Linked DNA regions of Homo sapiens: region 1 is linked to region 2. Evidence: chromatin contacts called from ENCODE Hi-C data. All regions are on one chromosome and are shown on one strand. The core of a region is the stretch at or near the end of the contact, and the rest is flanking DNA. Distances in the headings are between cores, read along the strand shown.

The links. Hi-C counts contacts between places; a loop is a spot of excess contacts on that map. Pooled maps may share reads with other maps.
Region 1: a pooled map shows a loop between it and region 2 (2.9-fold over the local background). The contact joins the promoter of EPB41L1 here to the promoter of SPAG4 in region 2. A Hi-C loop is called at or near these places in 4 of 37 single-sample maps with no recorded cell type and 7 of 50 pooled maps.

What each region holds. Positions count from the first base shown.
Region 1 is chr20:36,153,433-36,156,132 of GRCh38, reverse strand. EPB41L1 (erythrocyte membrane protein band 4.1 like 1) reads right to left here and starts at 1,393. Exons shown (of 22, transcript NM_012156.2): 1 at 1,237-1,393. EPB41L1-AS1 (EPB41L1 antisense RNA 1) reads left to right here and starts at 373. Exons shown (of 4, transcript NR_147703.1): 1 at 373-537; 2 at 879-1,070. LOC124904893 (a long non-coding RNA gene) reads left to right here and starts at 1,687. Exons shown (of 2, transcript XR_007067572.1): 1 at 1,687-2,236. RefSeq lists a silencer at 1,455-1,654.
Region 2 is chr20:35,614,548-35,617,247 of GRCh38, reverse strand. SPAG4 (sperm associated antigen 4) reads right to left here and starts at 1,419. Exons shown (of 12, transcript NM_003116.3): 1 at 941-1,419; 2 at 8-112. The coding sequence starts at 1,244. RefSeq lists an enhancer at 1-213 and a silencer at 644-1,373.

The DNA of each region.
Region 1 (2,700 bases), core at 144-2,643, 540 kb before region 2:
GGTGGCTCATAGGGGAGGCTGGCACAGGCTGCCTCTGCCGCAGGCTCCATCTGGAGGAATGGGTGGGCAGAGAGGCACACAGCTGCCTCTATTCTCCACACCCTTGCCCGGGACAGGAGGCACTGTCTTCCAAGAGCTGCGGAGGGCACCATCCAGGCCCCAGATCTTGACCTGGCTCAAGTGCCACTGATTCTGGAAGGCTCCTAATGCTGAGGGTGGGGGGATGGGGTGGGAATGAAGCCAAGCCGCTGGACCCCGCACAGCCCTGGAGAGGTCCTAAATCTGGCCGTCTCACATTCCCACCTTTGGGTGCAGAGGAGGTGCTATGCGGATCCAGAAGTGAATGTGGGAACACGTGGTGCTCTCTCCCCCACCAATGCATCCTCAGAGCTCCGAGGGAAAAGCAACGACGATGGCTGGCAGCTGAGGGAGAGACCAGCATCCCCAGAACTCCCTTTTGGTCCTTGTCCAGACTTCAAGGTCTCCATGGACCACTTTGAGCCATATACGTCTGCCAGTCAGTGGCCTCTGCACCCAGTAAGTACCCCAATGGCTGTAGACATTGGCCCCCCATGCCCATCCCTGAGACCCCAGCCTCTCGGGCCCTTGGACCTCCCCAAGTGTGAAGGTGCCAGACACAAGTGGGACACACAAGCCCTCTCCCTCTGATCAGGGGACGGTCACTGGCCAGGACAATGCCAGGCCAGAACTGCAGAAGTCCTAGGGCTAAGATCCCTCCTAGCAGCTCTGAGGTACTTGGAAGGGAGACGGAAGGGGAGGCAAGCCCAGAGCGGGGAAGGGTCCGTAACCAGAGTGAGGAGAGATGAGGGCAAGGGCTCGCCAGCATCCCAGGCTCCAGCCAAGAACTCCTCCTGCAGCGTCAGAAGCAGCAGAAATCCAAAGAGCCCTTGGCCTCTGGAGGCGGCAGCAGGAGTGCTCTCCGAAAAGAGACTGGGCCAGCCGGTGGGAGCCCAGCGCCCACCCACCGCTCATCCTACAGCAGGACCAACCCCCCGCCAACCCCCAGCCTCCGGATCCTCTCTCCAGGCCTTGGAGGAGGCTGCAGACCGGTAGGTAGGGAGGAACAGCGAGACCCTCCCCCACACTGGCCAGGGGACCAACAGCCTGAAAACTCAGTTCTCGGCCTCGCCCCCGTTCCTCCCCAGGGCTGGAGGCTGGGCCTAGATGTTGCAAGCCCCCGGCCCCGAGAGCCACCTGATTCCCCCATGTGCCTACCTGGGCCCGGGGTTCCCCATGTCGGGCAGGTTGGGCGAGGGGCGGCCCCCTCGGCTCCTCTGGCAGGCAGGCCGCGGGGCGGGGCGGCGCGGGGTCGCGGCGGGCTCTGCGGAGCAGCCTGTTCGGCGACACCCCCGCCCGCTGATGGATGCCGACTGCAGCAGCGGCGGCGGCGGCGGCGGCTCGGCGTGCGCCAGGGGCTGGGCACGGTGCCCACAGCCCCGGGCCTGGCGCCCGACGCGCGGCCAGCCCCCGCCCCCGCCCCGGCCTCGGAGCCCAGCCCAGGGGCGGCCGCCGCTTGCGCCTGCCTCCCAGCGCGCCGCGGCCCTGCCCCTGCCTCCGCCTCCTCTCTGCCTGTCTCCTCTACCACCCACCTCCCCCCGCGCCCCGCCCTCTCTCTCAGGCTCCCAGGCCACCTCCTCCCGGTCCGTGCCACACGGGCAGTTCCCAGACCACTGCGGGACTGTGCAGCTGGGGGGCCTCTCGAGCGCCCCGGCTGCCCCCACCCTGGTCCTAGCCAGCCCCGGGCCTCCTTGCTCTCGCCAAGCCCTCTTGGGGGCTCATCAGCGAGAAAGGGAGGGGGAGGAGAGAAGAGGGGGATGCATGCCTGACTCAGAAGGGGTGACTCAGCCTCAGTGGGCCTCCCATCCCACCGGAGCCGGATCCCCTCACCACCCCTGCAGCACAGCGACAGGGCAGAACCCGCCTAGGACTCGGCGTCCTCCCCCACCGGGAGGAGGTATTACAACTGTCTCCTGGGAATCCTCTGTGCCTCTGAGTGTGTCCAGAGGGTGTCTATGTGTACATTTGTCCACATGCGCCTTGGTGACAATGACAGTAAGTGTAACAGTGAGAGCCCAGGGACCTATTGGGGATGGGGCCTGTGTACAGGCGCACTTGCTGTATGTGTCTGAGCACAGGCTGAGTGTGCACCTGAGCTCCAGGAAAGGGCAGGGGCTGGCCAAGCAGCTTGTGGCAGAGATCATGGCTCAAAACCAAGGTAAGCCATGCTCCTCCCCTCCAGGAGCACTGTTACCCACTAAAAAAACCAGTCCAACCACTGCAGCACCTCCATCTCACACAATCCGAAGGTGGGGACCTCAAGCCACAGAGGACTCTGGGAGGGAGAGGGCCTGGGTTCCAGTCCAGGTCTGCCACTGGCTCAGCAAGTACCCTTGGGCAAGTTGTTCCATGCTCTGGGCCTCATTTGCAAATGACGAAAGGGCTGGACGTTCCTATCTCTAGGGTCCCTAGTTCATGGCGAAGGCATAGAGAGAATGGTGGGTAACCGCAGCATGATCTCCAAAGATTTCTGTCCATGGGTCCACTGCAACCCATATGACCGCGAACCCCCAGTCACCACCCTCACCTCCAGGCATACACAACTATTCATTCATTCTTCACATCATTCCTAAGTACCTACCATGTGCTGGCCATAGTTCTTACCACAGAATCCACTGCCCT
Region 2 (2,700 bases), core at 170-2,669:
CCCGTACTCAGAAAGCTCTTGAACACCCGCGGGGGAGGCATCTCCTGCCTCAGATCCAGGGTCGGGAGAAGGTCGAGCGGCTCCTCAGAGACTACTGGAGACCCAGTCGGTTCTGCGGGAACCCAAGGGCTCCACTGGGGCCTTGCGGACCACAGACCTATTTTCCCCTCGAGACCGGGCCGCAGATTGCTCAGTCCACAAGCCAGACAGCTGGGAAGTCTCTCACAGGCTTTGGTCCCACCGCAGCCCTATCCCGGCTCCAGCTCCGCCCTCTGAAGCCCCGCCCCTCAGGGAGGCTCCGTCAAGAGTTGGTCTCCTGGCCGGGCGCGGTGGCTCACGCCTGTAATCCCAGCGATTTGGGAGGCCGAGGCGGGCGGATCACCTGAGGTCGGGAGTTCGAGGCCAGCCTGATTAACACGGAGAAACCCCGTCTCTACTAAAAACACAAAAATTGGCCGGGCATGGTGGCGCACGCCTGTAATCCCAGCTACTCGGGAGGCTGAGGCGGGAGAATCGTTTGAACCCGGGAGGCGGAGGTTGCGGTGAGCCGAGATCATGCCATTGCATGGCATGGGCAACAGGAGCGAAACTCCGTTGCAAAAAAAAAAAAAAAAGAGTTGGTCCCTCCCCCAAACGGATGACCCGCCCCCAGCCTTAGATCTTGGTGGAACCCAATTGTCCTGGGAGCCACTCACGCTAACATTGAGGCCGCGCCCCCTCAGTGGCACCCAACCACAAGATTTTCCCCGCCCCTTCCCATAACCGTCCAGGACACCGAGGCTCCGCCCCTTAAGGGATCTCATTTAGCACCATCCCTTTACCCTACAGGACCCACCTTGTAGGAGGTGCCCAGATATCATCTTAGCCCCGTCCCCGCCCAGCACCGCCCTTTAGGCCCCGCCCCCTCCACTGGCTCACCCGGGGTCGACCCCGCCCGCACCCGAGGCCCCGCCCCTCACGGTTGCCGCGCCACAGGCTGTCTGCCAGTTGTGGCTCCGAGGCGCTGGCTTCTGCTGAGAGCTTCCTGCCCATGTGGTTCCTCCGGGCACTCCCGCGCTCAAGGCGGGCTCACCGCAGCTCGGGCCCCGGGCTCTTCTGCCCTCGGGCTCCCCAGGCCCGGGCTCCGCTGACCGGAGCCCTTTGCTGTCCTCCGAGGTGATGCTCATTGAGCTGTTCTCGCTGAAAAAGTTGGGCGTGTGCTTGCGCGAGGACGAGGCCGAGCCCGGGCGGGAGCTTCGCCGCATCCTGACCCCCTGCTGCCTAGTCACTGACGCTAAAGCCGCCGCTGCGGTCGCCAAGGCCCTGGGGCCTCCTTCAGCCGCTGCGCGCCGCGGGGACCCCACGGACCCTGCGTGAAGTCGGCAGGCCCCGCGGCCGCACCTGCCCTCCCGCTGTGTCCCGGCCGGCTGCTGACGTCACAGAGGAGCCTCGGTCTCCGCGGGCTGCCCTGGCCGCGCGTCACGGAGCTGGCCGTGACGTCACCTGGAGCCGTAGCCATGGCAGCCTCTCCTTCTGACTTTGTTGTTGTTTAAGAGACAGGGTCTTTCTCATTGCCCAGGCTGGAGTGCAGTGGCCTGATCATAGCTCATTGTAACTTCGAACTCCTAGGCTCAAGCGATCCTCCCGCCTCGGCCTCCCAAAGCGCTGGGAGTACAGGCGTCAGCCACCGCGCCCGGCCTCTTTTACAGCAAGCGATGATGTCACAGCACTTCCCAGAAAACCCCATCTAAAATGGCACTCAGTCTATAACAGTTTTTTTCTTTCTTTCTTTCTTTCTTTCTTTCTTTCTTTCTTTCTTTCTTTCTTTCTTTCTTTCTTTCTTTTTTTTTTTTTTTTGAGATGGAGTCTCATTCTGTTGCCCAGGCTGGAGTGCAATGGCGCGATCTTGGTCCACTGCAACCTCCGCCTCCCGGGTTCAAGCGATTCTCCCGCCTCAGCCTCCTGAGTGGCTGGGATTACAGACATGCACCACCATGCCTGGCTAATTTTGTATTTTTAGTAGAGACGGGGTTTCTCCATGTTAGTCAGGCTGGTCTTGAACTCCCGATCTCAGGTGATCCACCCGCCCCGGCCTCCTAAAGTGCTGGGATTACAGGCATGAGCCACTGCGCCCAGCATTTTTATTTTTATTTTATTTTTATTTTTTGAGACAGAGTCCTGCTGTGTCGCCCAGGCTGGAGGGCAGTAGTGCAATCTCGGCTCAGTGCAACCTCCGCCTCCCGGGTTCAAGCGATTCTCCTGCCTCAGCCTCCCGAGTAGTTGGGATTACAGACACCCGCCATCATGCCTGGCTAATTTTTGTATTTTTGTAGAGACGGGGTTTTACCATGTTGGCCAGGCTGGTCGTGAACTCCTGACCTCAGGTTATCCGCCTGCCTGGGGCTCCCAAAGTGCTGGGATTACAGGAGTCAGCTACTGCGCCTGGCCTCTTTTAAAGCAAGTGATGACGTCACAGCACTTCCTAGAAAACCCCATCTAAAATTGCACTTAGCAAATACCAGTTTCTATCCCCCTTCCCTGTTTTGTTTTTCTCCTCAGCACGTGTCACTAACATGCTATATATTTCATTTCTCTCTTTCTTTGAGATGGAGTCTCGCTCTGTTGCCCAGGCTGGAGTGCAGTGGCATGATCTCAGCTCACTGCAACCTCCATCTCCCGGCCTCAAGCAATCCTCCCGCCTCAGCCTCCCGAGTAGCTGGG